Linked DNA regions of Homo sapiens: all the other regions are linked to region 3. Evidence: chromatin contacts called from ENCODE Hi-C or POLR2A ChIA-PET data. All regions are on one chromosome and are shown on one strand. The core of a region is the stretch at or near the end of the contact, and the rest is flanking DNA. Distances in the headings are between cores, read along the strand shown. Region 1 holds the start of ZNF391 (zinc finger protein 391). Region 2 holds the start of HCG15 (HLA complex group 15). Region 3 holds the start of ZNF165 (zinc finger protein 165). Region 4 has its middle 7.0 kb from the start of TRT-AGT6-1. Region 5 holds the start of LINC01556 (long intergenic non-protein coding RNA 1556). Region 6 holds the start of HCG14 (HLA complex group 14).

Region 1 (4,982 bases), core at 1,574-4,073, 690 kb before region 3:
ATGACATTAGAGTTAACTAGAAATCAATAACAGAAAGATCATTGGAAAATCTCCCACATACTTGGAGATTAAGCAATACACTTCTAAATAATACATGGGTCAAAGAAGAAATGCCAAGAGCAATTAAAAGATACTTCAAACTACATGAAAATGAAAACACAACTTATCAAAATTTATAGAATGCTGTGAAAGCAGTGCTTAGGGGGAATTTATGGCAATGAATATATACATATTAGAAATAGCATAAAAATACCTAGGAATAAATTTAACCAAGGAAGTGAAAGACCTGTATGCTGAATACTGCAATTGCTTAAAGAAATTAAAGAAGACCTAAATAATTGGAAAGACATCCCATGTTCATGGGTTGGAAGACTAACTACTGATAAGATGATAATACAATTTGATATACAGATTCAATGTATTCCTTATAAAAATTTCAACATTTGTTTGCAGAAATAGAAAATCCCATCCTAAAATTCACATGGAAAATCAAATTACCCTGAATAACCAATGAAAACCTTGGAGAAAAGAATAAAGTTTAAAGACACATACTTCATAATTTCAAAACTTTACACAAGCCTACAGTAACCTAAAGAGTGTGGTGCTGGAATAAGAATAGGAATATAGACCAATAAAATAGAAAAGAGAGCCCAGAAATAAACCTCACATATACGGTTGATTGATTGATTTTCAACAAGTGCCAAGACCATTCAATGGGAAATGGACAGTATTTTCAACAAATGGTGCTGGGAAAACTGGATATCCAAATGCAAAATAATAAAGTTGTAGTATTTACACCATCTACAAAAATTAACCCAAAATGGATCAAGGACCTAAATTTAAGAAGCAAAACTATAAAACTCTTAGCAGAAAACATAAAAATCTTTATTAGACAATGTAATTTTCAAGTATTGCACAGGTGATAAAAATAAATAAATGGAGCTTCATCAAAATTAAAAAGTTTTATGCATCAAAGGACACTATCAAAAGAGAGAAAAACTTCACAGACTGGGAGAAAATATTTGCAAATCATATCTGAAGAAGAATATCTGGAATATACAAAAACTCATGCAACACAACAAAACCTAATTCAAAAATAGGCAAAGGATTTGAACAGACATTTCTCCAAAGAAGACACACAAATAAGTACATGACAAGATGCTCAACATCACTAGCCATTAGGGAAATGCAAATTAAAGCCACAATGAGATAAAGCTTATACCCATTATGATGGTTATAATACTACAACTACAACAAAACAGAAGTTAACAAGTGTTAGCAAAGATGTGGAGAACTAGAACCCTCCTGCACTGCTGATGGGAATGTAAAACGATGCAGCCATTATGGAAAACAGTTTGATGGTTCCTCTAGAAAGCTGATTGCAGAGTTACCATATGATATAGCAATTCAATGCCTAGGTGTATACCCAAAGAATTGAAAACAGTGACTCAGATACTTGTACACCAATGTTCACAGCAGCATTATTCACAATGGCCAAAAGGCAGGAACCACCCAAGTGTTCAACAAGAGATTAATGGATAAACAAAATATTATGTATGTATATTTATACACTGTTTGTGTATAAACACACACATATACACGAAGGAATATTATTTAGCCATTAAAAGGCATGAAGGATACATGCTGCAGTATGAATGAACCTTGAAAACTTTATGCTAATTAAAAATAATCCAGACATAAATAGACAAATATTGTATTATTTTACTTATATGGCATATCTAGAACAGGCAAATTCATAGAAACATAGTGTAAAATAAAGGTTACCAGGGACTGTGGGGAGCAGGGAATAGAGACTGCTCAATGGGCATCTTTAGGGATGACGAAAATGTTCTAGAATTAGATAGTGACGGTGCTGTTGTGAATACGCTAAAAACTTTACTGTATGACTTTAAAATGGTAACTTTAATGTTGTGCATAGTTTACCACAGTTTGAAAGTGTTTTTAATTTTTAAAAATAGGAAATGATAAAATTAGACTTTATCTAATTCTTTCCAGCTTTATAATTTGGATCCTGCTCCTTTGTACTTCATGGCTCATGCTTTATACTTACTTGATGTTTCTATGGTACTTGTGCACAGCTGTCATGTATCAGACCTGCAGTTTTGCACATGCTTTCCACTCTTCTAGTTCCTCAACTATTTGTAAGGTTGCCCTCCTTTATGTTTTCCATTAAATCTTCCATTAGTCAAACCACTCCAGTGTCCCTCGTTCCATAAGTTTCCCCTGCTCTGAACTCCCAGGGCACATTGTGCAACTTCATTACCTTATATTAAAATTATCTGGAATTTTAAAAAATCTACTAGATTAGGGTAGTGTCCTGATTTTATTCATTTTTTTCTTTTGGTGAAATTTGAGACATGTCTTGCATTTAACAGTATTTAAGCAACTAGATTGTGCAACGGAGCCAGTTTCTCCAGACAGGCTGGAGAGACCACTTGCATCAGAATCATCTGGGGTGCCCCTTGAAAATGCAATGTTCCGGGCCAACGAGTCAATCTCGGAGTGTAAATCTTGTGAAGCTGTATTTTAACAAGCTCACTTGGTGATTTATTTGTGTACGCTATTTAAAACTCTGTGAACCACCGGTCTAGGCTATACTTTGCAGTGTATTAAGGTGGTCTTCGGCACCTCTCGCAGACCCCCTTCCTCTTGCCTCTAGCGCCAACCTCTCAGCCTCTCGCATACCAGGGGAGGGGCTTTGCAAAACCTTCCACGAAAGTGAATCCCAGCACAGCCCTGCTGTAGCTGGCTCTCAGGCGCAAGCGCAGAGCTGCGACCGCTGCTGATACGTTGCTCAGTCTCAGTGTGGTCTCTGTTTTGCAACTGGTCGTCCGCGTCAGGAGACTTAGGTCCAGGCGACTGCCCAGACAATGACTGGTCCCGCATACCGAGCAGAGCATGATCAGCAGCAGTCTGAGTGGAAGAGTGCCTGTGATCTTAGGGAACCTGATGGGCGTTGGAGCAGCGGTTCGACGCATGGGTTTCTCTTTAATCCTTCCGACTTCCCCAAGCCCAGCGCACTCAGGTTCCGCTCCAAGTGCGGGACCCGCCCGGGGTGTGTCGGGGGTACTCGGCCGGAGGCGGCCGGTGAGTGAGGCTTACAGGGCCCCGGGACCAAGGTGGGTGCTCTTAGAGGTTCTGGAAAGCGGAAACACGGGTTCTTCGAAGGAAACGGGCGAAAGGGTCGCGTGTGGTTTGGCTGCAGGTCGGGTCAGGAGGCACCTCCACGGTTGGGACGCCGCGTGGCGTGGGGTCATGAAGCCCCCAGCGCTCGTCTCACTGGCGGGCCAGCCTAGTCCCTCTGCGGCAGTGACAGCCAGTGGTTTTCCCCGGGTGTATCCCTGGGAGATGAAAAAGAGCAGGGTTGCTCCCTGCTTCCCCTCTAGCTGGGCGAGGGAGGTCTTCGGTACTGGGGTGTTTCCCAGGTGCTTACTGAGTGCAGGCACTGCTCCAAGAGTTTTTACCTGCATTAACTCATTTAATCCTTGCATCAACCCTATGAAGTAATGTACTATTATTATGCCCATGTTACAGATAAGGAAATTGAGGCACACAGAGATGAAGTACTTGCTTGGCCGGGCGCAGTGGCTCACGCCTGTAATCCCAGCACTTTGGGAGGCCAAGGCGGGCGGATCACCTGAGGTCGAGACCAGCCTGGCCAATACGGTGAAACCCGTTCTCTACTAAAAATACAAAAATTAGGTGGGAGTGGTGGCGCGCGCCTGTAATCCCTGCTACTCGGGAGGCTGAGGCAGGAGAATCACTTGTACCCGGGAGGCAGAGGTTGGAGCGAGCAGAGACCACGCCACTGCACTCCAGCGTAGGCAACAAGAGTGAAACTCCGCGCCCCTCCCCCCCAAAAAAGAGAAGTACTTGCTTGAGTGCCAGTCCTTAGTTTATGTTTCTGATGATGAAGGTTGGTACTTGAATAAAGTAGTTGTTAATTATTTGTTGTGGGTGTATTGACAGTTACTGTGGATCATTGAGTTTGTGCTTTATGTGTGAGTTTGTGCTTTGAGCCAATATCTGGGAACATTGTTACCTGAAGATCACCTTTGGTAGGACAAGATTTTCTCTATTCTGTGATTAAACTGAGGCTGCCCAGGCAGTTCTGCTGATTGCTTTGTGGATTGGCAAAGGCTCCAGGAAGCAATCAACCTAGTGCCACAAAACAAAGCACCCAGAGAAGCCCTATTCCTGACCCTTCAAAACCTTCTTCCTTCTGAAGGGGGTAGAAAATAAAGGAGAATTATCCCTGGATCAGGAATTGATTATAGGAGAGACAAGCAATGTCAAAAGAATTTTAGATAATTAGGGTAACTGTGGTGGCCAGCGCTGTTAGTGCTAAAAAGTTTGAGTCACATAAAGGAATAGCAAACCACCAGGTTGGCTAGGGCTGCAGCATGTTGTGACCACTTAAGAGAATAATGATTTTGTAGGGATACAGTATCCAGAGAGCAGTAAGGTGACTCAAATAATGAAAGTATGAGGAAGAAAGGAGAAAAGGAGAGGCAACTTTCCACATTATGGTGGAGGAATCCCTTGGATGGACTCTGGATAAAGGTATAGCCCTAACCTCCTAGCATCTCTGAAATATGTTTGGGGGCTATCCCTGAAACTTTTGTCACATCCGCTAGACTTCCTTTTCCCATCTTACATACATCCTCCAAAGCCAGGAAAAAGAATGCATCTCTCCATGCTCTAGAGCAGCAGCTGCTGAAGGGAGACTCATAAATCCTCTGACAGCATCTTTCCTTAAACATACACCATCACAGTTTTCAAATTCATTGATGTGAGATGAGCACAGCAATAGCATCATCTCCCTTATACTATATATGATATTCTTTATTGTAAATGTTTTGCCATAGTTTAACTTGCAGTATTGATGAAAGTTTTGTAAGAAAAGACAAGCACATGCTAGTAATGGTGTTTTATAATGTGGGACGAGATTTTTCAGAAAA
Region 2 (4,612 bases), core at 451-2,950, 900 kb after region 3:
TTGTTTCTCTCCTGACAAGGTTTGGTGACCCTGTGCTAACTGGTTCCTGTCTGACAATATCGGGGCATGAATCTTTGTTTCTTGGTCTGTCTAAAGAGCAGCTATTGCTTATTATTTCTTTCTTATATCTGCTAAGAGTTTGGGGCACGTATGACTTCTCTACAAGTTTCCAAACAAAGATCGTGGTGCTCCTGATCTTATTTCACCAACAAATGGAATATGTGATTTTTTGTTTGTTTTTTGAAATGGAGTCTCTCTTTGTCGCCCAGGCTGGAGTGCAGTGGCCCGATCTCAGCTCACTGCAACCTCCGTTTCCCGGGTTCAAACAATTCTCCTGTCTCGGCCTCCCGAGTAGCTGGGATTAAAGGCACGTGCCACCACTCCAGGTTAATTTTTGTATTTTTAGTAGAGACGCGGTTTCACCATGTTGGCCAGGCTGGTCTCGAACTCCTGATCTCAAGAGACCCACCCGCCTCAGCCTCCCGAAGTGCTGGGATTACAGGCGTGAGCCACCGCTTCCAGCCAGGATGTGATGTTGTTATGATCCAGTTAAATGAAGCAGGACTTTTTCTAATTAATTGCACTTTCTCTTCTCTTCCCTGGCTCCATATATTCACAGTTTCCAAAACTTCCTTGAGATGGGACACTCTTTTGTCATCTTGTCAGTTCTGTCCTTGAATTAATAAACTTTGACACATACATAAGATCAATTTGACTAAGAAATCTTATTTTGACATAGACATAAAAGTAATATGGTTTGTAAAATTCCTGTATATACGGAAGCCTTTTAATCTAATGTTTCATAGGAATTCAACCCTCTAGGCCTGCTGGTGATCAGTTCTTGAAAAGCACCCTCTTTTCGTGATATCACACGTTGTCTCCTCTATGTGCAGCAAGAATCTCTTGCTTCATTAGTTTTTATGCCTCTGCTTTCAGAAAACAGTCTGGTTGGGACCCCTGTGAAAGGAACTGTCTGGCTTAACTTATCTTGATTAATGCCTCTTTTTTTCTTTTCTTTTCTTTTCTTTCATTTTCCACATAAAGCTAATTGGATTAGAGAAAAAGAACTCTTCTTCGAATGCTACCAGTTTCTTTCCTTCTCATCTGAGCTATTATTCATTGTCCATAGGAAAAAAAATTCCCTAATTTTGGCACGGTAGGTTCTGTTTATTCACCAGACTTGCTACCGTTTACTCGTCAGCTCAGAGAGAACGTCGAAAAAATATAACAAAACCAAAATATGCATCAAGACAAGAGGAGGAAAGAGAATGTGAAAGACTACTAAAAAAAAAAAAAAAAAAAAAAAAAGTCAACAGCTAGGGTCAAGGAATCAATCTGCAAATATTCAGAGCCAGTAGGCTTGTACTACACTAGTCACTATGGAAAATGAAAAATGACCAAGACAGAAATCTCACCTCTTAACACCCCCCAAATCCCAATTTTCTCAACTGTAAAATGGGAATAAAAGTATTACAGTATTTACTATATAAAGTTGCGATGAGTCAATAACATAATACACAAAAGCAGTCAGCCAATTATCCAAATCCGTGTTATTAATATTATCATCATCATCATTCTTCTCACCGTACTTGGGGAATGAAGGAGACAGATACTGTGAGTAAGTTTTCCTTTTTTTTTTTTTTTTTTTTTTTTTTAGACAGAGTCTCGCTCTGTCGCCCAGGCTGGAGTGGAGTGGCGCCATCTCGGCTCACTGCAAGCTCTGCATCCTGGGTTCACGCCATTCTCCTGTTTCAGCCTCCAGGTAGCTGGGCCTACCGGCGCCCGCCACCACGCCCGGCTAATTTTTTGTATTTTTAGTAGAGACGGGGTTTCACCGTGTTAGCCAGGATGGTCTCGATCTCCTGACCTGGTGATCCGCCCGCCTCGGCCTCCCAAAGTGCTGAGATTACAGGCGTGAGCTACCGCGCCCCGCCAAGTGAGTAAATTTTCTATTGGGCACAGAGTTACCTGCTAAAATGAAGTGTGGAAAAATACAATGGGGTGTGTGTATGTGAGAGAGAGAGGGAGATTTGGAGGTGGGGTGGGGAAGACCCTATTTGAAGTGGGCTTTGAAGAATGAACAAGATTTTTATTAGGGAACAAAATGGAAACCAGCATTCCAGGACAAGCGTCTCAGGAGAAGCAAAAGCGCAGAGTTGTGAAAGCTCTTAGATTTTCAGAACTTTGAATTCTGAACTATATATAAACCTGGAAAATCTCGGTTAACTATGGGATGGCATCAAGATTTCAATTTCAAGCTTTCTGGTCATGCACAGTAAAGCTGGAATTAGAGTCTCTTACGTATGGCAGTTGTTGACAAGTCCGTACAGGTACCTAAGTGCTTCCCAGAAAATTCCTCAAGTTGGTAGGTCCTGGGGGAATCAGTTTAGTTCTAAAGAGAGGACTCATCAGAGATCTGTTCAACTTCCAGGAATCTGTGAGGATAGCTCCAAATCTCACTCTCATGCCCAGCCTATCAAACAAAGCAAACCGGTTGGACTGAAGCTGTGGGATCGGGACTGAAATAGAACCAGCGAGAAAGGCAGTCCTCCTCGATTCCTAGAGAGAACACATTCAGCCAGCAGTTGGATAGAGGATACTAGCAAGTCCCTCGCCAGGGCGGGGGAGCAGAGACACATTCCTGTCCCGTTTACATTCTTCCTCTGGCGGAGGCGGGAGGGTCGCTTGAAGCCTCGGATTTCGAGATCAGCCAGGACAAAAAAGCGAGACCCCCGTTTCTACCAAAAAGGGGGGGGGGTGGGCGGGGGGAAGAGAGAGAGAGAGAGAAAGGAAAAGAAAGAGAAAGAAAAGAAAGAAAAACTAGGCGCGGTCACGTGTACGTGTAGTTCCAGCTGCTCGGAGGTTGAGGCGGGAGGATCTCTTGAGCCCAGAAGTTCGAGGCCGCAATGAGCTCTGATCGTGGCAGAGCGAGGCCCTGGCTCAAATACATACATACTTTGTTCTGACTTTGTGTGCCCTTACTCTTTCCTCAGGTGCACGCTTGGGCTCGTTACTGCTCAGAATTTTAGAATCACAGATCCAGCAGTGATCAGGCAGCTGCAGCTGTCAGGGACCACCACCACCTACGCGATTGATCCGTGGGAGAAGCCGTCCTACTCTTTTCTTTCTCCTTTGTCCTTCTCATTCCTGACCCCTTCAGGATTCTCAGTCTTCCCTCCGGGAGGTAGGGATTCTACGGAGAGAGAAGGGTTGTGGGGCTTGTTCTGTTGCGGGTTCAAACCCAAATTGTCTTTTTCTTTTCAGACTTTTGGCCAGTCTTGTCTCGCTCCAACCTCCTACCCCCACCCCATTCCTCAGTGCATTCGTGAATTTCTCCAAGCAGGCCTTTCCAGATCGACACTAAGTTCCAATCCCGAGCTGTGTGACCCAGCACCAATTCAGTCACGATGATGACTTGCAATTGCTTAATCAGTTGGCCTTTCCTCCTAGCTGTGAAGGTGAGGACCGCCGGTGTCAGCGTTCGTCCTGAATACTCAGTGCCCAGGCACAGAGTAGGCATTCAGTCAATACTTGTTGAACGGGTTAATGGATTCCTGATGTTCACTGGTTGATATCGTCACTTTCAAATAATTTCTCCCATTTTTCTGTTTTGTTTTCACCCTCCTAGTTTACCGTGCAGGATTGCAAACACCAGAGAGAAAATCAGTCTCTGGAATGATGCCTTTGATGGACCAAGATGCAGCTGATGAAGCATTGAACCAATTAGCACCTAGCAGGAGGGCACCCTTGCTCTGTGTCCTTGAAGGTTAAAGCTGTCAAAAAGTGGTCTCCCTCAAGTTCGGCCATCTTGCTCTCAGAGATCTAGAACTGGTAGGAGAATATAGCCTTGATAGTGGAGAGGAAACTATTGCTGTTGTGAGGGACTGAGAGAACCAGGCAGAGAGCCCAGATTGACACAGCAGGTGACAAAAGAGGCGCGCCTACCTTGGGGAATACGGAGGAACAGAGGAAAGTGAGACCAGGAGAAAGAGCAGGGGGGCGGGTGTGCAGGCCGGGCGCCGTGGCTCACGCCTGTAATCCCAGCACTTTGGGAGGCCAAGGCAGGCGGATCACAAGGTCAGGAGTTCGAGACCAGCCTGGCCAATATGGTGAAACCCTGTCTCTACTAAAAATACAAAAATTAGCTGGGCGTGGTGGCGAATGCCTGTAGTCCCAGCTACTCGGAAGGCTGAGGCAGGAGAATCGCTTGAACCCGGAACCCGGGAGGCAGAGGTTGCAGTGAGCCGAGATGGCGCCATTGCACTCTAGCCTGGGCGACGGACTGAGACTTCGTCTCAAAAAAGGGAGTGACTGTGTTGCTTTTGCTTTCTTGGAAATCTTTTTTCTTAGTAATTTTCCTAAAGTAATTTCCTTAGGAAATAATGTATTGCTAAGAGTATTGCAACTTTTAGTATTGACGAGGTACTTTTACTGAATCAGTATAAGTCAACAAGCAACCACCAGAAGCTGGAAAAGGCCAGGATAGGATTTTACTCTAAAGTTTCTAGAGGGAGCTGGACGCAGCCCACACCTTGATTTTGGCCCACATACTGATTGTGGATTTCTGGCCTTCAGAAATACATATCTGTTGTAAGAGAATACATATCTGTTG
Region 3 (5,142 bases), core at 1,434-3,933:
ACACAAAGTCATGTTTTCCAGGATGGGGTCCTTGGTGGAAAGCTCTGCTAGGAAGCCTTTTGGAAAATGTGATTTTAGATTTTGTCAGGTGCACTTGTATTTACTGTTAGTGTAGGTTTTGTTTGCAGTGTTTCATAAAGCCAGGGGAAAGAAATTGCCGATGATCCCACCCTTTCTGACCAGCTCAGGGAACATATAGGAAGAGATGGGCATGTGAGATTGTAAGAGCCAGTCAGGAAAATGGATTGCAGGATCTCTGACTGGAAATCACAGAGCCTTGACTATTCTGTGACTGAAAATCAGAGTGCCTTGACCTCTCTGTGACCTAGCCAGCTGCAGATTTTTTCCCAGCATGCTTGAACCCAAACTTGGGTCTTGAACATTCCCAGGCACTGATAAAGGTATCTAAGTTGTCACTGAAAACAGTGAAAGAAACTAGCTCTGGCCCTGAGCCAAATTCTTTAAACCCTTATATAAACTCCATACCCTGACCCCCTCACTGCAGACATATCTAGGTAGAATGTCCCTTTTCTCTCACCACCCATGGGGAGGATTCCTGCAACACTATGTAAGTTCCCTTAATAAATGCTTTGGACAGATCACCTTGGCACATAGTGCTCCTTTCTTTGGAATCCCAACCAGCCCCAACTAGGACGGTTTTGGGCACTCCCTTGTGTGAACTCCCCTGCCACCACTTTTGGGGGACAAAACAGTACATATCTAATAGAATCATCTTGTTAAAAAGCAAGGGAACAACAAATACAAAATTTGTGATAGTGTTTCCTCGGATGAGAGGTAGTATAGAGAGGGACTAGAAAAAGAGTAGTATTAAATCTAAGTTGTTGTCAATCTACAGTTCTTATAGACTAGGTAATGGATTAAAAAATGTTCACACTTTAAGGCCATGCATGGACCAATGACAGCCAGTGGTTTTAATTAATACCATTTTGAATATCTGAGTTCCACTGGGGTAAGGGGATGAATCAAACAAGGCCTCAGAAGAAAAGTTGTCTGGGAATGCAGGAAGGTTTTGCAGAGGAGATGAAGTTTCAGTTGCAACCCTGCTGCGTGGGCTTCAATTTCACCACCTGAGATTTAAATAGAGGCAGGAGTCACTCAGGCTAGAATGCAGTGGTGCAATCACAGCTCACTATTGCAGCCACCACCTCCTGGGCTCAGGCGATCCTCCCACCTCAGCCTCCCGAGTAGCTGGGAGTACAAGTGCATTCCACAACCCCCGACTAATTTTTTTTTTTTTTAATTTTTGTAGAGACGAGGTCCCAACTATGTTGCCCAGGCTGGTCTCGAACTCCTGAGTTCAATTAATCCTCCTGCCTTTGCCTCCCAAAGCGGGGAATTAGAAAAGTGAGCCAACACGCCCGGCCCACTAGTGTTAAAAAATAAAAACAAAAGCAATAATCTGACAGATAGAGCCAGGGAGGGCTATGAAGAGACACTTCTCAGGCTTGTATGCCTCATAAGAAAACTATCACATATGACTGCAAAACCCATCTTACACCAAAAATACCTCTGCAAGGACATCCGCCCAGCAACTGTTTGTCTAACCTCAGACTGGTGTCATCCTCGTTACCGATCTTTGTAGTCAAGAATAATGATTTCAAAACAATTAAATAATCCTCCCCATTCTTCCTTTAAAAACCTTTGTCTTCCTTTACCTCCCTGAATAGAAACATAGTTTACTCTGGCACGTCTATTCTTATTGCAATTTCCTATTCCCGAATAAACTTTTTTTTTTTTTTTTGAGATGGATCCTTGCTCTGTCGCCCAGGCTGGAGTGCAGTGGCGTGATCTCAGCTCACTGCAACCTTCACCTCCTGGGTTCAAGCGATTCTTCTGTCTTAGCCTCCCAAGTAGCTGGGACTACAGGCGCCCACCACCACACCCAGCTAATTTTTATATTTTTAGTACAGACGGGGTTTCACCATGTTGGCCAGGCTGGCCTTGAACTCCTTGTTAAATACAGTGAGTTCTAAATTTCTCTTCAAAGAATCAGTATGTCAGTATGTTCAATTCTTTGTTCTCCATTTTAAACTTTAACTTCCTCATTTTCCTCGTCTCCTTGCCTCTAGTTTCAGTAAACAACCTTTTCCACCAGTTCTAATCAGTAGTTCACATCTGTTCCCCTGGTGACCTGCTCCGTCCTGAGTCACCCCTGGTCACCTGCTCTGACCTGAGTCACCTTTAGTCACCTGTTCCGTAACCGTCCTTCCCACTGAAACTGCTCACCCTACCACTCCGGCTCATACCCCTGCTCTCTTTAAAATAGCCAATCGGAATTAACTTAGACTGTGCGGTCCAACCCTAGCCAGTAGGGGAACGACACAGCACTAGGGACTACCTGCGTCAGGGATAAGAACCCCTTCCCCTCCCTTGTTCAGGTGTGCTCTCGCCATTGCTCCATCCGTGAGACGCACCCTTCTATAGAAGTAAATTGCTTTGCTGAGAAAATGTGTGCTCGAGTGTGTATCTTTTTCTTCTTCTTCTTTTTCTGAGACTGAGTCTCACTCTGTCACCCAAGCTGGAGTGCAGTGGCGCGGTCTCGGCTCACTGCAAGCTCCGCCTCCCGGGTTCAAGCGATTCTCCTGCCTCAGCCTCCCGAGCACCTGGAACTACAGGCGCGTGCCACCACGCCCGGCAATTTTTTTTTTTTTTTTTTTTTTTGTATTTTTAGTAGACACAGGGTGTCACCGCGTAAACCAGGATAGTCTCGATCTCCTGACCTCGTGATCCGCCCGTCTCGGCCTCCCAAAGTGCTGGGACTGCAGGCGTGAGCCACCGCGCCCGGCCAACGTCATTTTCTTTTCAGGAGTCCCTTCTGTTATTTAGCAAGACACACTACTACAATGGAGAAAAAAGATGCCCCCTCCTTCAAGCCCTGAGATCTTCAGGACTTTGGCGAAAAGTCTGCGCCCGAAGAGACCCAGGAAGGATTCTTGGAATTGTAGTCCAAAGGCATCCCGCCTTCTGCGCAGACTCACAAGTCCCTGTGGACGGAATTCTTGAAGTGTAGCGCCGCTCAGTCCTTCCACCGGAAGTGTCCGATCGGAATCAGCCCTGTCCGAGAGGTGAGTCCGGGTTTGGGGATCCAGATGTCCAGCCCCGTGTCCCCCTCCAAACATCCAGTCCCTCTCATATTGCCTTTGAAATTAGCAGCCTCTGGGTGACCAGACCTTGGCCCTCAGAGGAATCCCGGAGAAAGGTAGAACCAGCTTCGGCGTTGGGAACGCAGGCGCGCTTACGCATTTAGTGAGGGTTTGGCGGTCTCCATAGTTACCGCCGCCGCGCGTGACGTCATAGTGGAGCGCTGAGGGCTTGGTGGCGTGGGGTGGGGGCTGTCCTACTGATCCTGAATTTGGGGTCACTGGTAAGAGGAGTTGCCCATTCCAGCCAGGTGGAACGGGGAGGGGTGCCACATGTCTCAGATCTGCCATTGTCTGCGAAAAGAAACTGCTGCGAGGACCATCCCCAATCCCCTGCTTCCCTTGGGAAGAGTAACCGCCGTTTTGTAGGACACTTGGGGACAACCCCGCTTGTCCTGAAATTTATTGACACGGTAAATAGTATTTCCTGTGTGCCGAGGATGCAGTTAAACCAACACTGACCCCCTGCCCTTGAGAAACACAAGGTACTATGGGAGCCTTTACCAGCATGCCCCTTGAAGTCTCTGTTCTGCTTTGTGGTCTCTACCGGATTTCCCCTGACTGTCTCCCTCTCCACCAACAAAACTCTCACCCGTCTTCCCCTCCCGCAACATGCCCACCAAGACATGTTCATCCATCAGGAGCCCTGCTCTTTAACCTCCAACTTTCTCATCATAATTAATTACTCGTTCCTCTCTGTTCTCCTAGCGTTTCTTCACACATCTGCTTACCCATTTTTGTAAGTCCTCCTAACACAATATTATAAGGCACTAGATGCTCAATCAATATTTATTAGTTTAAAGCTACCAGCTTTAGGGGGACTCGGTTTTAAATAGATGAGAAGTGATAAAACACCTGGAGATAGTACTGTCAGCTGAGATAACATGTCATAGAACCAGCTGCTCAGCATAATTGAAATTTCATTCGGATTATATGGGCCTACTTTACACCCATCTTACTATGGTAAATGAGATCATGCTCATTAAGCATTAGGACACTACTTGGTTAGCGCATCTAGGAAACATAACCAGAAATATCAAAGAAATGGCCCAGTAAAATATAAGGGATTGAGACTCTCTGGTTAATATACCATGGAACTAACCCCCCTTTTTTTTCTTTATCATTGATAAATTTTGTTCTTACTTATACTCAAATTGTTTGTTTTCCAAGGTTCAGTCTGAACCTAGTGATATTTATTTCATACTCTTGGAGAATTAATACTGTTACATATCTTCAACTACCCTTTTCATGAATCTTGTCTGCCAAGACAAGCTCGGTCATGGAGACCCTAACCCAGTGGCGCTAGAGGAATTAAAGACACACACAGAAATATAGAGTGTGGAGTGGGAAATGAGGGGTCTCACAGCCTTCAGAGCTGAGAGCCTTGAACAGAGATTTACCCACTTATTTATTGACAGCAAGCCAGTGATAAGATTTACTGAAAGTATTCCTTACGGGAAATAAAGGGATGGGCCGAAATAAAGGGATGGGCTCTGGCTAGTTATCTGCAGCATGAACATGTCCTTAAGGCACAGATCGCTCATGCTATTGTTTTCTGCCCTGGGTGGGCCAGGTGTTCCTTGCCCTCATTCCAGTAAACTGACAACCTTCCAGCGTGGGCGTCAAGGCCATCATGAGCATGTCACAGTGCTGCAGAGATTTTGTTCATGGCCAGTTTTGGGGCCAGTTTATGGCCAGATTTGGGGGCCTGTTCCCAACACTTGTCAAAATCTGTCTTCCCATTCCAAATTCTTTTCCATTATTGAAATATCATTGTTTCTGTTGGAAATATTTTTCCAAGTAGATGTCTTATTATCATCTTAAATACAGATCATCCAAAACAGAAGTCATCTGAAACTTTCCTAATTTTTCCTTTCAATCATAAATATGAAGCCTTAAGAACAATTAATAATGCATGATCCTTAACCTCATGGAACATCAATCAGTTGATAAAAAAACAGCCAAACAACTAAAAATAATA
Region 4 (4,569 bases), core at 520-3,019, 910 kb before region 3:
GAAATGGGCACTTTGCCATACATGAATGGAGAACATAATTTTCATTTACCCTTACAACTGCTAACTGGAGATCCAGTGGGGCCAGAATTAATTACCTAGAACTACATGAATTTATGAGGGATGGTTGTAGTTATTATTTAGAATATTTTTGATGTCTTTTTAGTGTTCTATTTTCTGAATGCATAAAAAAGCACTTTCTCTTTCCTCTCTTTTTTTTTTTTGAAACGGAGTCTCGCTCTGTTGCCCAGGCTGGAGTGTAGTGGCACAACCTCGGCTCACTGCAACCTCCGCCTCCTGAGTTCAAGTGATTGACCTGCCTCAGCCTCCCAAGTAGCTGAGAGTGCAGTGATGCGATCTCCGCTCACTGCAACCTCTGCCTCCCGGGTTCAAGCGATTTCCCCGCCTCAGCCTTCCGAGTAGCTGGGACTACAGGCGCGCGCCACAGTGCCCGGCTACTTTTTTGTATTTTAGTAGAGACGGGGTTTCACCATGTTGGCCAGGATGGTCTCGATCTCCTGACCTCGTGATCCGTCCGCCTCAGCCTCTAAAAGTGCTGGGATTACAGGCGTAAGCCACTGCTCCTGGCCGATTTTTTGTTTGTTTGTTTTGTTTTATTTTGTATTTTTAGTAGAGACGGGGGTTTCACCATGTTGACCAAGCTGGTCTTGAACTCCTGGCCTCAAGGATCCACCCACCTCGGCCTCCCAAAGTGCTGGGATTACAGGCATGAGCCACCGCGCCCGGCCTCTCCTCTTAAGCTATCTATGTTATGAGCCATTTACTCATAACAATTTAGCAGACTTTGCTTTTGTAAACTAAAATTAAACATTTGTAAATATCTTATTGTCCCTACCTGACCTCTCTAAAATTGGGAAACTCTTATTAAGTATTCTTATTTTCATGGCATTATAGGTATTTGCATAGGTTCAGTAAGAATCTGTCCTTTTTTTCACTAGGACATAATTGGAAACACTGGTCATGCAACCAAGGCTTTGCCTCAAATGTCGCATTTGAAAATGGTGTTCATTTGATCAGGTATAACCACACATTTTTTAAAAAGTAAGGTTGACGTTATGGAGACTTACAAAGCAATCTCCAGGAAACTAGCCTGATACCTTGTTTCCAGTGTTCCTAGCCTTCTAAGTGAGTGTCTATAGAAGGACATTTCCTGGCAGGCCCAAGAAACTCAGAATGTTTTAGGGACTTTGAGAAGAGAGGTATTCACTCAAATTTACAAGTACTGCAGGTTAAATCTGGTCATGAGGTCTTGGCTTCTGAACAAGCAACTAAGAACGAAAACAAATAATAAGAGTCTTTATTTAAAGTCCAATCTGTGACTCCTTGTGAAAACTTCCAGCAAAGCAAACTTAAGACAGCCTATATGCTTCACAGATGTAATCAGGTCAAATTAATGACCTCATTCTTATTTTATGACGAAGAATATTATCCTTTTTTTGACAAGAATATTCTTTTGAGATTATTTTTGGTCAAAAGAGGGTAAGTCTGTAAGAAAATAATTTTGTTTCAAATGAAAACTATGCATCGTCTAAATACAGCATATGCTTCTGGGATATCAGGTTCTAGCCTTTTATTATCTTTGAGTTATTTTACAGTTTTTTGTAAATTAATAGGCATGCAAATTCTATCTTGTCCAGTACAGTTTCAGTTGATTTCTGACATGGTTTGGATGTTTGTCCCCTCCAAATCTCATGCTGAAATATGATCCCCAATGTTGGAGCTGGGGCCTGAGGAAGTGTTTGAGTCATGAGGGTAAATACTTCATGAATGACTTGGTGCCCTCTCCTCAGTAATGAGTTTGTGTGAGAGATCTGGTTGTTAAACCTGAGCGTTCTCACGAGGAATCTCAGATTGGACTTTAAAAAGAGACCAGGACTTTCCTTCTCTCTCTCTTGCTCCCTCTCTCACCATGAGGCGCCTGCTCCTGCTTCACCTTCCCCATGAGTAAAAGCTCCTTTTGGCCTCACCAGAAGCTGAGCAGATGCTGGTGCCATGCTTGTATAGCCTGCGGAACCATGAGCCAAATAAACCTCTATTATTTATAAATTATCCAGCCTCAGCTATTCCTTGATAGCAACGCAAAATAGACTAACACAACTTTCCTCCCACAGTGGAAAAACCAGTTTTCTCTCCATTTCCAATGTAATTCTTCTACTCCATATAAATTTGTGTTTTTTGACTTTCCCTTTAAACTGGTTATAACATCTGTCTGATTCCTTCACTGAATCAGCAAAATAAGATATTTAATCTGTATTCATTATTTTTATTGAGATAAAATTTACATAACATAAAATTAATCATTTTAAATTGTACAATTCAGTGGCATTTAGTATGTTTACAATGTTGTGCAGTCATCATTTCTATCCACTTCCAAACATTTTAATCACCTCAAAAGCAAACTCTATACTCATTAAGCAGTCACTCCCCATTGTTCTTTTCCCCAAATCCTGGCAACCATTAATCTAAGTTCTGTGTGTATGAATTTACCTATTCTGGATATTTCATTAAATGGAATCATACACTGTCAGCCTTCTATTGCTTAGCATAATGTTTGAGGTTCATCTGTGTTGTGTATATATGAGTACTTCATTACTTTTTATGCTGAATAATATTCACTGTATAGATGTACCATATTTTCCTTGTGCCTTTATCAGTTGATGGATATTTGTGTTGCTTCCACCTTTTGGCTATTGTGACAGTAATACTATAAATATTCATGTACAGGTATTTGTTTGAAAACCTGCTTTTAAATCTATTGATTATATGCATAAGGGTGGAATTGTGAGTTCATATGGTAATTCTATGTTTAACTTTTTAAGGAACTACTAAACTTTTCTACAGTGGCTGCACCATTTTACATTCCCGTTAGCAATGTATGAGAGTTCCAGTTTCTCCATATTCTCGCCAACACTTGTTATTACCTGATTTTTTAATTCTAGTCATCCAAGTAGGTATGGAGTGGTATCTCACTAATTTGCATTTCCCTAATAATTAATAATGTTGATCATCTTTTCATGTGCTTGTTGGTCATTTGTATATCTTCTTTGAAAGAATTCCTAGTCAAGTCTTTTGCCCAATTTTTAATTGGTTTGTTTTCTTTTTGTTGTTGAGTTGTAAGGGTTTTTAAAAATATACTCTGGACACTAGACCCTTACCAGATATATGATTTATAAATATTTTGTCATTCTTTTTTTTTTTTTTTTTAAGACAGAGTCTCACATTGTCGCCCAGGCTGGAGTACAGTGGCATGATCTCCTCTAACTGCAACCTCCACCTCCCAGGTTTGAGCGATTCTCCTGCCTCCCGGCTAATTTTTTACATTTTTAGTAGTGATGGGATTTCACTACATTGGCCAGGTTGGTCTTGAACTCCTGACCTCATGATCCACCCACCTTGGCCTCCCAAAGTGCTGGGATTACAGGTGTGAGCCACCACACCCGGCCTTTCTGTTATTCTTTAGGCTGCCTTTTCACTCTTCTGATATGTCCTCTGATCCACAAAAGTTTCTAATTTCAAGAAGTCCAATGTGCCTATTTTTCCTTTTGTTGCATGTGCTTTTAGTGTCATATCTATGAAGCCATTGTCACATTGATGGTCATGAAGATTTATTCCTATTTTTTCTTCTAGGAATTTTGTAGTTTTAGCTCTTCCATTTAAGTCTTTGATCCATTTTGATTTAGATTTTCCATATGGTACAAGGTAGGGATCCACTTTCATAGTTTCACCTGTGAATTTTCAGTTATTCCAACCCCATTTGTTGAAGAGATTATTCTTTCTCTCATTGAATTGTCTTGCTGGTCCTTGTCAAAAATTAACTGGTCATAGGTATACGGCTTTATTCCTGAACTCTCATTGATCTATATGTATATATGCCAGCACTGCACCATTTTTATTATTGTAGTTTTGTGGTATCTTTAGAAATCAGAAAGCACAAGTTCTCCAACTTTGTTTTTCTTTTCTTTTTTTTTTTTTTTTTTTTTTGAGATGAAGTCTCACTCTGTCGCCCAGGTTGGAGTGCAGTGGCATGGTCTTGGCTCACTGCAACCTCCACCTCACAGGTTCAAGTGATTCTCCTGCCTCAGCCTCCCAAGTAGCTGGGACTACAGGTACATACTACCACACCTGGCTAATTTTTGTATTTTTAGTAAAGACAGGGTTTAACCACGTTGGCCAAGCTAGTCTTGAACTCCTGACCTCAAGTGATCTGCCCACCTCAGCCTCCCAACGTGCTAGGATTACAGACGCGAGCCACCACGCCCAGCCTGTTTTTCTTTTGATTGCAATAACATATGAATTTTAGAATCAGCCTTTCCATTTCTGCAAAAAAAAAAAGTTATTAGGATATTAATAGGGATTGCATTAAACCTTTAGATAGCTTTGGGGCAGAATTGCCATTTTAATAATACTAAGTCTTCCAATCTTTGAACATGGGATATTGTGATGGTTAATTTTATGTGTCAACTTGGCTAGACCACAGTACCCAAACATTTAGTTAAATACTATTCTAGATATTTCTGTAAAGGTATTTTTTGGGTGGGATAAGCATTTATA
Region 5 (4,895 bases), core at 1,572-4,071, 860 kb after region 3:
TAAATCGCGAACGTAGTAATGACTTAACGCTGGTTACGCATTCATTACAATCGAAGATTATATTAATTTGCGATGGTAAGTGTCCCAGGTGTCAGGATGGCCGAGTGGTCTAAGGCGCCAGACTCAAGCTTGGCTTCCTCGTGTTGAGGATTCTGGTCTCCAATGGAGGCGTGGGTTCGAATCCCACTTCTGACACAACTATCTTATTCTCCTTTTACTCTACTTTCTCAGCCATTTCTGTGTTTTCATTCTTTCTACCTCAACTTTTTTTATTCTAACTAAAATGATACACTCTCAATGAGGTCTGCCCCCTTGCTTTTCAGTCTTGTTCGCTGTTTAGTAGTGAATCACGTTTTGCCCCGCTTTGGTCAGTTCGTTAAAAGGCGCATTCATTTACCACATGAGCACTCACCCAGAGGCGTACTGGGAGGAAACTAGACTAGGTAGGAATAGAAAGACATGTATACAGACTCCATCATTACATACTGGCCCTGAGCTCATAGGTTATTGGGACCGCAGATTACATGTTTTTCCTCACGGCCAGAAACCATCAAAAATAAAAGTGATGAAACTGAAATTGAAAGCAGCAAGGTTCACGCTCAAGGTTATCGGAAACAAGGCAAAAGGAGAGAAATGAAAGGTTCCACCGAGATTTGAACTCGGATCGCTGGATTCAGAGTCCAGAGTGCTAACCATTACACCATGGAACCCTACTTAACAAAAAATGGATACTCGATCCACCTGGGGTCTCTCTTGTCTTCTACTTACTAATTGATTTAAAGTAATTTTGCAGGGGCAGTTTTTTTGTTTTGGATGGCCAAACGCAGGGATGGGAGGGGTAGGGCTCACACACTGTTTCCACCGCGCCTTTCTCCCAGATTTCTTTCCATCCTTCGGGGCAGGGCAGTATACTGATCTGGGAATATGGTTATTCCTGGAGATTTTTATTTTCTTTCGTTTCCAGCCCACGAAAAGGTGAATTGAATTTTAGTCTCACGGTTTGAAAGGGAGAAAAGAGAGAAAAGAAAAAATATACTATCTACTTTCTACAGTCTTATTTATTCATTGTACGATACCTACAGATGCCTCTAGAACAACCTCCGAGTATCTTGGCACTGCCCCTCAGTTGTAACCATGGGCTTAAATTTTTAAAATCTGTCTCCCGCATTCCTCCAAAATGCCTTAAGTGCAGGGCTGAGTCTCAGTAGTCTTTGATAGCCCACGGTCTGCTACTTTGTAGAAGCTCAACCAATGCTTGTTGCATGAATGCATAAATGAAAGGATGAGTGAATGAATGAATGAATGAATGAATGAATACTCAGTGGGACAGCCCAGCTTAGACTTTTGGGAGACTTTAGACTTCTTTTTTGCCTTCACTTGCTAGGCTAAATTTTACAAGTTCAAAAGGGAATAATTATTTCTCCTCCTCCTCCTATCTTCTTTTGCCTTTCCAGGTCCCAGCTCCCAGGTGGACATCTTAGCGTCCAGATGACCCAACATATAGGTGTCCTTTAGTATGGATGACCAAACTAGGATGTTATAGTGCTGGATGTAGTAATTCATTTTTTCAAATCTTAACTTTATTAAGATAACATGGTTATTTATCTAGTAATTGTGAGAACAACATATAACAAATAGACCACATATATACGTAGCGTGTCTGGAAGAAATACTCAGATATAAATTACTACTTTAGTCAATCTTAATATTAATTATTTGTCAACTATGCTTAATGTGCCTCTCTAGTCTCTCAAGACTAAATTGCTAAGGAACCCTGGAATCATTTGCTGGCATTCATCCTTTCAAGCAAGGTGCCTGTTACAAAATATCTGCTCAATTAGTATGTATTGGATACATCTTTTGGAAGGTGAGGAAGGAAGCAGTGAAATTAGAAGACTTCTGCCTAGGCGACTGTAAAGTGCTCCTAAGCATCTACCCACCTCCCTGCACACAAAAACTCTCCATTCTATCTCCTCGAGTCTCCTAGCCTTAAAAGATGGTCTAAACTACCCCAGATCCAGGTAAATAACGGATCAAGTCCTTCTTCCCTAAAACAGGTGTTATTCTTTCTATTCTATGAGCCTCCACCTTATTTCTTAAAAAAAAAAAAGAAAAAAATGTTTACTGTTTAAGAAGATAACAGAATCTCAAAAGCTAACTCTTCAACTGTGTTCAACTAAGGACCTTAAACTGCTCTCTGAGGATAGGTGAAGCGGGAAAGGCTCTAGGTGTCTGGTGACTGTTTCTTTTGTTGGTTCGTTTGTTTTTTCAGCCTTAGCACATTTATCCCTTGGAGAAGACAATGGAAAATAGGGCAGATGAGCGTGCGTGGCTTATTTATTCTTGAGTCTGGAGTTAAGAAGGTTGTACTTTTTCCTTAGGATTGCCCTTGGTTGGTTCACAAATTTCGCAAAGTGAATGAAAACACATGAAGGCCACTGAAGGGAATAACTAGGGGACGAGATGTCTGAGCCCCTAAATCGAGAAACATTTGGGCACCGTTTGTGGGACTGTACATATGGGTGTTATCTGTGGCCCCTAGGAAAACAGAAGAGGAACCTGTCTCACTTAGGAAGCTGTGAGAACTGCCCACACAAGGCTTGAAAATGGAACTTTACTGGGTCAGAATGACGAGGGGGAAAAAAAAAATACCTCACACTGGCAGCGGTGGGATTCGAACCCACGCCCCCGAAGAGACTGGAGCCTTAATCCAGCGCCTTAGACCGCTCGGCCACGCTACCACCCACAGGGTGCGTCGCCGCTTTCAGTTTCACCCAAGTGACTGTCGCCCCTTTCCAGTCCTTTCATTCCCATTCCCACATCACCATAAGCCCTTCCCTCAGGCCCCTTCTTCAGCATTCCTTGCTTCTCAGCATAGCCCGAGAACCCCCGATCCCTGACACTTTGCTTCTTCTCAGCTCCCAGATGGATCCTGGACAGGATGCTGCAGGTGGTGCAGGAGGGGAATCCTGCCCCATTTATCATCAACACAGTAAAAAGGGGTCGAAGAGACCGAGAGCGCCAGAGGACGCCATGGGCTCCACATCCACTTGGATTCCAGGGAGTAAGCCTCTCGACTTCAGGAGTAAGCAAGGCCAACCGTTTGGTTTGAGCCTGTTGCTTCTAAGAAAAGCGAGGAAAAATCCTGAGACCTCCTCCCCTCGCCCTTCATCCACTTCAGGGGACCGAGTGTCTCCACGGAACTTCACAAGGGAGGAAAAGAGTGAACTCATTATTATTTGTCTTGTCTTCGTTTCAGAGGCGGTACATCTACGAAAGCCCTAATCATAGAGGGAAAGACTCCTCGTTCCTGGCCCAGAAATGAGATGAGAAATCCAGGGCCCCGTACAGGAAGGCCTTTCGCAAAGTCCAGACTCAATTGCCTTCGCAGCCCTTAAAGTTTCCTTAGGAAGGTCTGTGGGAGAACGAGGTTGGTTTAGGAATTGGCCCCTGCCTTGTACTACGTAGTTTTGTCATCCAAAGTGTTTTAGAAGTGAATTGAATCATAGTTACGCCTTATTTTGAAACACTGTAATTCAGAGAACGTAAAACCTTATTAAAATGCCTCATAATCATCTTGGTAGAGCCGTTGGTTAAGCGGGAGAGACAGTTGCCTCCTTAGCGCAGTAGGCAGCGCGTCAGTCTCATAATCTGAAGGTCCTGAGTTCGAACCTCAGAGGGGGCAAGGCGTCTGTTTTGCCATTTTACTTCTTCTTGATCCAAAATGAGTAAGACAACAAAGGAAGTTGACAAAACGTTGTTCTTTCTCTGCTTTCTCTATAGAAAAGTGTACAATATGTCTGGTAAGGGAAAAAAAAATCTAAGGACATTGCTTTGATGGAACAGAACGGGTAATTGCTGTTTAATAGAACCATGTTCAGTTACAAAACAGTGATTTTCACTAAGAATTAAATTCTCCAAAATTCTCATCTCCCCTCCCGCCCTGCATACCAATTGGAGATAGAGCTGGTAGCATTTTCAAATGTTTTTCAGATATGCTTGGCAATTGTCTTTGTTTTAACAACACCAGAGTCAAGAAACTTGCCAGTTTTAGAGTGCTGAGATAAGAAAAAGTGGGTGGAGGGTTGTACTAGGGGTGTGGAAGGTATAGAATCTAATTATCAATTACTGACTTGGTTATCTTTTACCATTCTTCTGGAATGGCTTACCACCAGGTTGCCACCAATAACATTCCATATGAAAAAAGAAAGGAAACAAAAAACTGACAAAAAACTCCCCCCTCAGTCTCATTGCATTGGACCTTTTCTCTTGCTTCCAGTCCTGTTGACTGGATCTAAATCATCCAAACTACCAGATGCAGGAAGGGGTAAAAAGAGAAACAAGAAGTGAAGAAGATAGGCTGATATTTACAGTCAAGATGAGCCCCTGACTCAAATAATAATGAGCAAGACTGATCATTAATGTCCTGCTCTTGAGTCCTACTTTGTTCCAAGCTGTGTTCCTATTAATCCATTCCCTCTCAGCTTTAAAATCACCCTTATATACTTTGTTTTGTGACATTGGGGCTGGGCGCCTGCAAATGATATTTCCCAAACTCCTTTGCCCATTGGCTTCCTCTTGTGTTCTGTCAATAAGAGGAACCAGAAAGAGACTAGAAAGCAAGAGGAGAGAAGCAGGGGCTGCTTTCTAAATTTTGTTCTTCCTGTCAGGTCACTCCAACAATGGCAGTTGAATCCCATCTCTATTTGTTCTCTTCATGCATTCCAGAATGTCTCACTGTCCATTACATAAGTAAGTAGTAGTCCAGCTGCAGCGCGTCCTCTTTAGCACTCCAGGATGCCTTTCCTCAGTGGTCTCAACCTCTTCCTTTTTGTTCTTCCAGCCCTACAAGGTGGTAGCTACTTCCCAGTAGTTATCACCTCTGAGTTACCATG
Region 6 (4,451 bases), core at 81-2,580, 820 kb after region 3:
TTATATATATATGCGAATGCAGAGAAAAAAGAAATGTAAAAAATACAATAAATTTTTCACGGTGATTACATTTGCGAGAGGAACGTACAGCTTTCATATTTCATTCAATGGTTAAAATGGTACTCAATTTTGACTGACAAAACGGTAATGATCAGATGCCAAAACGAGTGTGAATGTGCATAATTTACGAAAGACATTTTTGAGAACTGGTTACATGAGTTTTGAAAATAGGAGAGCAGAGGACCTGTGTAAGATTTTTAAAGAGACTGCACTGTCACGAGCCACAGCGTTGTGAGATTGGTAGGAAAGTGCTCCAGGAAATATCTAGGGGAGGGCTTGGATCTGAGACACAGAGTGTGAGCCTGGTCGAGAAGCGGGAAAAGAACCCGCCCAGAGCCCCTTCTCTCCATTCCCTCGGCGAGGCAGGAAGCTATCTGCGTTCCGAATCCCGCGACATCAGGATTATCTCGCACTGCAGCACAGAGACCAATCGCTAGTAACCTCTGCCTTTAATTAGGCGTTTTTTGGCCCAAATCTCGCGGCTTCGTAAAAATATCGCGATGCTTCCGCTTTTAATGTTTTTAGTTTGGACAAGCCCTTTGAGATAAATTTAAAAGCCAATTCTTTTTTTTTTTTTTTTTTTTTGAGACGGAGTGTCGCTCTGTCCCCAGGCTGGAGTGCAGTGGCGCGATCTTGGCTCACTGCACGCTCCGCCTCCCGGGTTCACGCCATTCTCCTGCCTCATTCCCGAGTAGCTGGGACTACAGGCGCCCGCCACCACGCCCAGCTATTTTTTTTGTATTTTTAGTAGAGACGAGGTTTCACCGTGTTAGCCAGAATGGTCTCGATCTCCTGACCTCGTGATCCACCCGTCTCGGCCTCCCAAAGTGCTAGGATTACAGGCGTGAGCCACCGCGCCCGGTACCTAAAAGCCGATTCTTAAAAATATACGTTGGTAATTGTTTATGCCTACTGCTGAGATCAGGATATCTCTAAAGTAAGGAGAGGAAAAAGAAAAGTATGTGTCAGAAGTGGGATTCGAACCCACGCCTCCATTGGAGACCAGAATCCCCACCGCGGAGGAAGCTTAGCTTGAGTCTGGCGCCTTAGACCACTCGGCCATCCTGACACACTGCATAACAGCCCTGATTTTTGCACTAAAATAGAGATCAACAAGCAATGATTCTGTGTCGTGCACGCACGCAGAAACGCGATGACGTCAGGGTTGCTTGGTAACAGAAGGGCAGAAAGCCACTTGTGGATTGAAAAAGCAAAAGGGTTCGCAGGACTAGAAAATGTTTCTGCATAAAACTGGATCAAGTCTCTTACGGGCCTTATAACTGTTATCGCCATCTCGAAAAACGTGTGCGGGTTTTTTTTTTTTTTTTTTTTGCTCCCAGCCTGCCCAGATTTCAGGAAGGAAAGAAGATCTTTTGCTTCTTCGGTCGCTGGGTCGGCTCTCCAGTGTCTGATGTTTACTGAAATCTTGATCGTGGTTAGCCTCCCCCAGGACTTCATTGTTTGGAAGATGGTGAGGAACAAAACAAAACCCTAACAAAAGACCCCGGTTCTATAGGAAGGTCCCCTTTTAGCCCCTCTATTTTGGTTCCATTTGTCACTGCCTTGCCACTCGTCGAAGTTTGTCTTGGGCTCTAAAAGTGGTAGCCGGGAACGGCTGGGAAGGTCTCCACAGGGACCACCACATGGGCAAGGCTGGTGTCCGCGCCGAGGGATCGGCGATCCCAGGTCCGGGGAAACTCCGCGAGCGACGCGCTCGCCCGCGGCCTTCCTTGTCGCTCTCGGATGTTCCCGATTAATGGGCTCCAAGTGACCACTGCCAGGTCGGGGAACACAGCGGTAGTTTTTAAGGGGAGTGCACCACATCGCCTGATCCACTTTTCTGTTTCTCAGCCTTCGCCAAGCAATCTGAGCTCCAGGCCGGGAAGCCCCAAGGTCACAAATTTTAATGGAGCCCTGAAACTAAACAGAAATCATCCCTCCCACTAGAACAAGAGCCCCTAGAGGCCAGCGACACCGCTAAAATAACATGTGTAGACCAATGCCGTCCAGGTAACAGTGCCTGGCAAACACGGTAGAGGTTCAATAAATACATTTTAACTCAACCGTCTTAACTCTTGTATTTGGGGCTGTGAGGTTCAGATAGAGGAAATATAAAGTTGGATATTTTAATTAGATTTTGTCCTAATAGCTTACTTTTTGTATTTGTTAATATAAAAAAAATTTCCTTTTTGTAAGGCAAAGTTAGGTCTCTTTTCTGCATGGAGAAATAACTGAGTTTCAGTAGGCTCTATCTTAATTTCCACAGACTTCCTTGGTTTCATATCCTATTTTTGATAGAGAGAAAATTAGTAGTGAGAAGTACAGTGAACACTGGTTCCCCAGTCTCCCTCCAATACATGAGATTTGTATATTTTCTTTCGATTGGAAGGAAATTGTCCAGGAAGTGATTCCCAACATGGCAACTGTAATCTTACCCTAACTATAATTATTTTTTTCTAATTGCAAAGTACACACAAATTGTAGAACATACAAACATGTCAAAAATTAAAATCATCCATAATCTCACTAGTCAGAGGTAACTATTAACATTTTTATATATTTAGTCTTTCATATGGTATACATTTTCCAAAAATGGTCATGTGTAGTAAATAATTTGCTAACTTGCTTTCTAAATGAATATATTATGAATATATACTTGCTAAGTACTATATTTTGCATAAATCTTAATTCCTGCACATATTCCATATCAAAGTGGTATTCTTGAAAACTGGATTATTTCTAATTTTTTATTTTCATCAGCAATGCTGTAAAAACTATCCTTACATAAATATTTTCAAACATCCACGATTATTTCCTTAAATTTCTAAAAGTGAAACCATTACATCAAATTTTTTTTTTTTTTTTTTTTTTTTGAGACGGAGTCTCGCTCTGTCACCCAGGGTGGAGTGCAGTAGCACGACTTGGCTCACTGCAACTTCCACCTCTCGGGTTCACACCATTCTCTTGCCTCAGCCTCCCGAGTAGCTGGGACTATAGGCGCCCGTCACGACGCCCGGCTAATTTTTGTATTTTTAGTAGAGACGGGGTTTCACTATGTTGGTCAGGCTGGTCTCGAACTCCTGACCTCTTGATCCGCCCGCCTCAGCCTCCCAAAGTGCTGGGATTACAGGCGTGAGCCACCGCGCCCGGCCTACATCAATGTTTATCCAGTTTTTGTTTGTTTGTTTTGACGGAGTTTTGCTCTGTTGCCCAGGCTGGAGTGCAGTGGCATGATCTTAGCTCACAGCAACCTATCTCCCAGGTTCAAGTGATTCTCGTCTCAGCCTCCCGAGTAGCTGGAACTACACGCATGAGCCATCACACTCAGCTAATTTTTTTTTGTATTTTTAGTAGAAACAGGGTTTCACCATGTTGGTCAGGCTGGTCTCAAACTCCTGACCTCAAATGATGTGCCCGCCTCGGCCTCCCAAAGTGCTGGGATTACAGGCGTGACCCACCGCTCCTGGCACATTTTAATAGGTAACAAATGATATAGCGCCCCCCCTTTTTTTTCTGATTTGATTATTAGTGAGGTCCAATATTCATGTTTAAAGGATTTTTATACTCCTTCCTCAGTAAATTGCTTACCAAATTTTTATGAGGTGTCCATCTTTCCTTATTGATTTGTAAGACTTATTTTATGAAAAGTAAACTCTTGGGATACAGTTTCTATTTACCAAGAACCCAAGCAGAAATTCCTATCTCTTATTAACAAGAATCCCATTATGTCCCTTAAACATTTAGTTACTTCCATCTTACAGAAACTAGAAGCTATACAATTAACAATGTTCCCATGTCAATTTTTAAAACCCAACTGTGGCCCACATTTAGTGTCCTCGTAGTTTTCATACTATAGATTCACTTCTAATCCTGGTCATTTTTTGTGCCATCTTTTTTTTTAATGAGACGGAGTCTCGCACTGTCACCCGGGTTGGTGTGCAGTGGCGCAATCTCGGCTTGCTTCAAGCTCTGCCTCCCAGGTTCAAGCAATTTTCCTGCCTCAGCCTCCCAAGTAGCTGGGACTACAGGCTCGTGCCACCATGCCCAGTTAATTTTTGTATTTTTAGTAGAAATGGGGTTTTTCACTATGTTGGCCAGGCTGGTCTTGAACTCCTGACCTCGTAATCTGCGTGCCTGGGCCTCCCAAGGTGCTGGGATTACAGGCGTGAGCCACCGCGCCCGGCTGTGCCGTATTTTTTCTTTCTTCCTTTATGGCATGTTAAACTCCTGATGTCTTGATTTTATGGGTTTGTTTTGGTTTTTTTTGAGATGGAGTCTTGCTCTGCTGCCCAGGCTGGAGTGCAGTGGTGCAATCTTGGCTCACTGCAACCTCCGCCTCCTGGGTTCCAGCAATTCTCCTGTCTCAGCCTCCCGAGTCGGGATTACAGAAA

The links. Hi-C counts contacts between places; a loop is a spot of excess contacts on that map. ChIA-PET counts read pairs that join two places held with the same protein, here RNA polymerase II (POLR2A). Pooled maps may share reads with other maps.
Region 1: a map of naive thymus-derived CD4-positive, alpha-beta T cell shows a loop between it and region 3 (13-fold over the local background). The contact joins the promoter of ZNF391 here to the promoter of ZNF165 in region 3. A Hi-C loop is called at or near these places in 2 of 168 maps with a recorded cell type or tissue (CD4-positive, alpha-beta memory T cell and naive thymus-derived CD4-positive, alpha-beta T cell), 1 of 37 single-sample maps with no recorded cell type and 13 of 50 pooled maps.
Region 2: a map of chondrocyte shows a loop between it and region 3 (4-fold over the local background). The contact joins the promoter of HCG15 here to the promoter of ZNF165 in region 3. A Hi-C loop is called at or near these places in 2 of 168 maps with a recorded cell type or tissue (chondrocyte and naive thymus-derived CD4-positive, alpha-beta T cell) and 10 of 50 pooled maps.
Region 4: a loop to region 3 is called in a map of heart right ventricle, with 4 times the contacts of the local background. The contact joins the enhancer-like site here to the promoter of ZNF165 in region 3. A Hi-C loop is called at or near these places in 2 of 168 maps with a recorded cell type or tissue (HepG2 and heart right ventricle), 1 of 37 single-sample maps with no recorded cell type and 15 of 50 pooled maps. POLR2A ChIA-PET finds 5 or more read pairs at or near these places in 2 of 52 experiments (RWPE1 and activated B cell).
Region 5: a map of CD4-positive, alpha-beta memory T cell shows a loop between it and region 3 (5-fold over the local background). The contact joins the promoter of LINC01556 here to the promoter of ZNF165 in region 3. A Hi-C loop is called at or near these places in 1 of 168 maps with a recorded cell type or tissue (CD4-positive, alpha-beta memory T cell), 1 of 37 single-sample maps with no recorded cell type and 11 of 50 pooled maps. POLR2A ChIA-PET finds 5 or more read pairs at or near these places in 1 of 52 experiments (AG04449).
Region 6: a loop to region 3 is called in a map of naive thymus-derived CD4-positive, alpha-beta T cell, with 6 times the contacts of the local background. The contact joins the promoter of HCG14 here to the promoter of ZNF165 in region 3. A Hi-C loop is called at or near these places in 2 of 168 maps with a recorded cell type or tissue (CD8-positive, alpha-beta T cell and naive thymus-derived CD4-positive, alpha-beta T cell), 1 of 37 single-sample maps with no recorded cell type and 10 of 50 pooled maps.

Annotation. Positions count from the first base shown.
Region 1 is chr6:27,385,936-27,390,917 of GRCh38, forward strand. It overlaps ZNF391 (zinc finger protein 391), which reads left to right and starts at 2,824. Exons shown (of 3, transcript NM_001076781.3): 1 at 2,824-3,140.
Region 2 is chr6:28,983,049-28,987,660 of GRCh38, forward strand. It overlaps HCG15 (HLA complex group 15), which reads left to right and starts at 1,701. Exons shown (of 3, transcript NR_135289.2): 1 at 1,701-1,936; 2 at 3,629-3,831.
Region 3 is chr6:28,077,885-28,083,026 of GRCh38, forward strand. ZNF165 (zinc finger protein 165) reads left to right here and starts at 2,684. Exons shown (of 4, transcript NM_001376491.1): 1 at 2,684-3,086. RefSeq lists enhancers at 2,140-2,209, 3,010-3,129.
Region 4 is chr6:27,167,007-27,171,575 of GRCh38, forward strand. No RefSeq gene overlaps it. Among named protein-coding and RNA genes, the nearest start is that of TRT-AGT6-1, 7.0 kb to the left of the region's middle. Within about 2 kb of position 1,770, at least 3 of the 41 ENCODE cell types and tissues checked have a DNase peak (open chromatin) inside an H3K27ac peak, as active enhancers do.
Region 5 is chr6:28,940,963-28,945,857 of GRCh38, forward strand. LINC01556 (long intergenic non-protein coding RNA 1556) reads left to right here and starts at 2,822. Exons shown (of 1, transcript NR_103538.1): 1 at 2,822-3,576. It overlaps TRL-AAG2-2 (tRNA-Leu (anticodon AAG) 2-2), which reads right to left and starts at 2,741; the gene lies at 2,660-2,741. It overlaps TRM-CAT3-1 (tRNA-Met (anticodon CAT) 3-1), which reads left to right and starts at 3,613; the gene lies at 3,613-3,685. It overlaps TRL-CAA1-2 (tRNA-Leu (anticodon CAA) 1-2), which reads left to right and starts at 91; the gene lies at 91-195. It also overlaps TRQ-CTG1-3. RefSeq lists an enhancer at 437-1,006.
Region 6 is chr6:28,895,200-28,899,650 of GRCh38, forward strand. HCG14 (HLA complex group 14) reads left to right here and starts at 1,331. Exons shown (of 2, transcript NR_104117.1): 1 at 1,331-1,531; 2 at 1,912-2,121. It overlaps TRL-CAA1-1 (tRNA-Leu (anticodon CAA) 1-1), which reads right to left and starts at 1,129; the gene lies at 1,024-1,129. RefSeq lists enhancers at 1-372, 1,008-1,643 and a silencer at 434-597.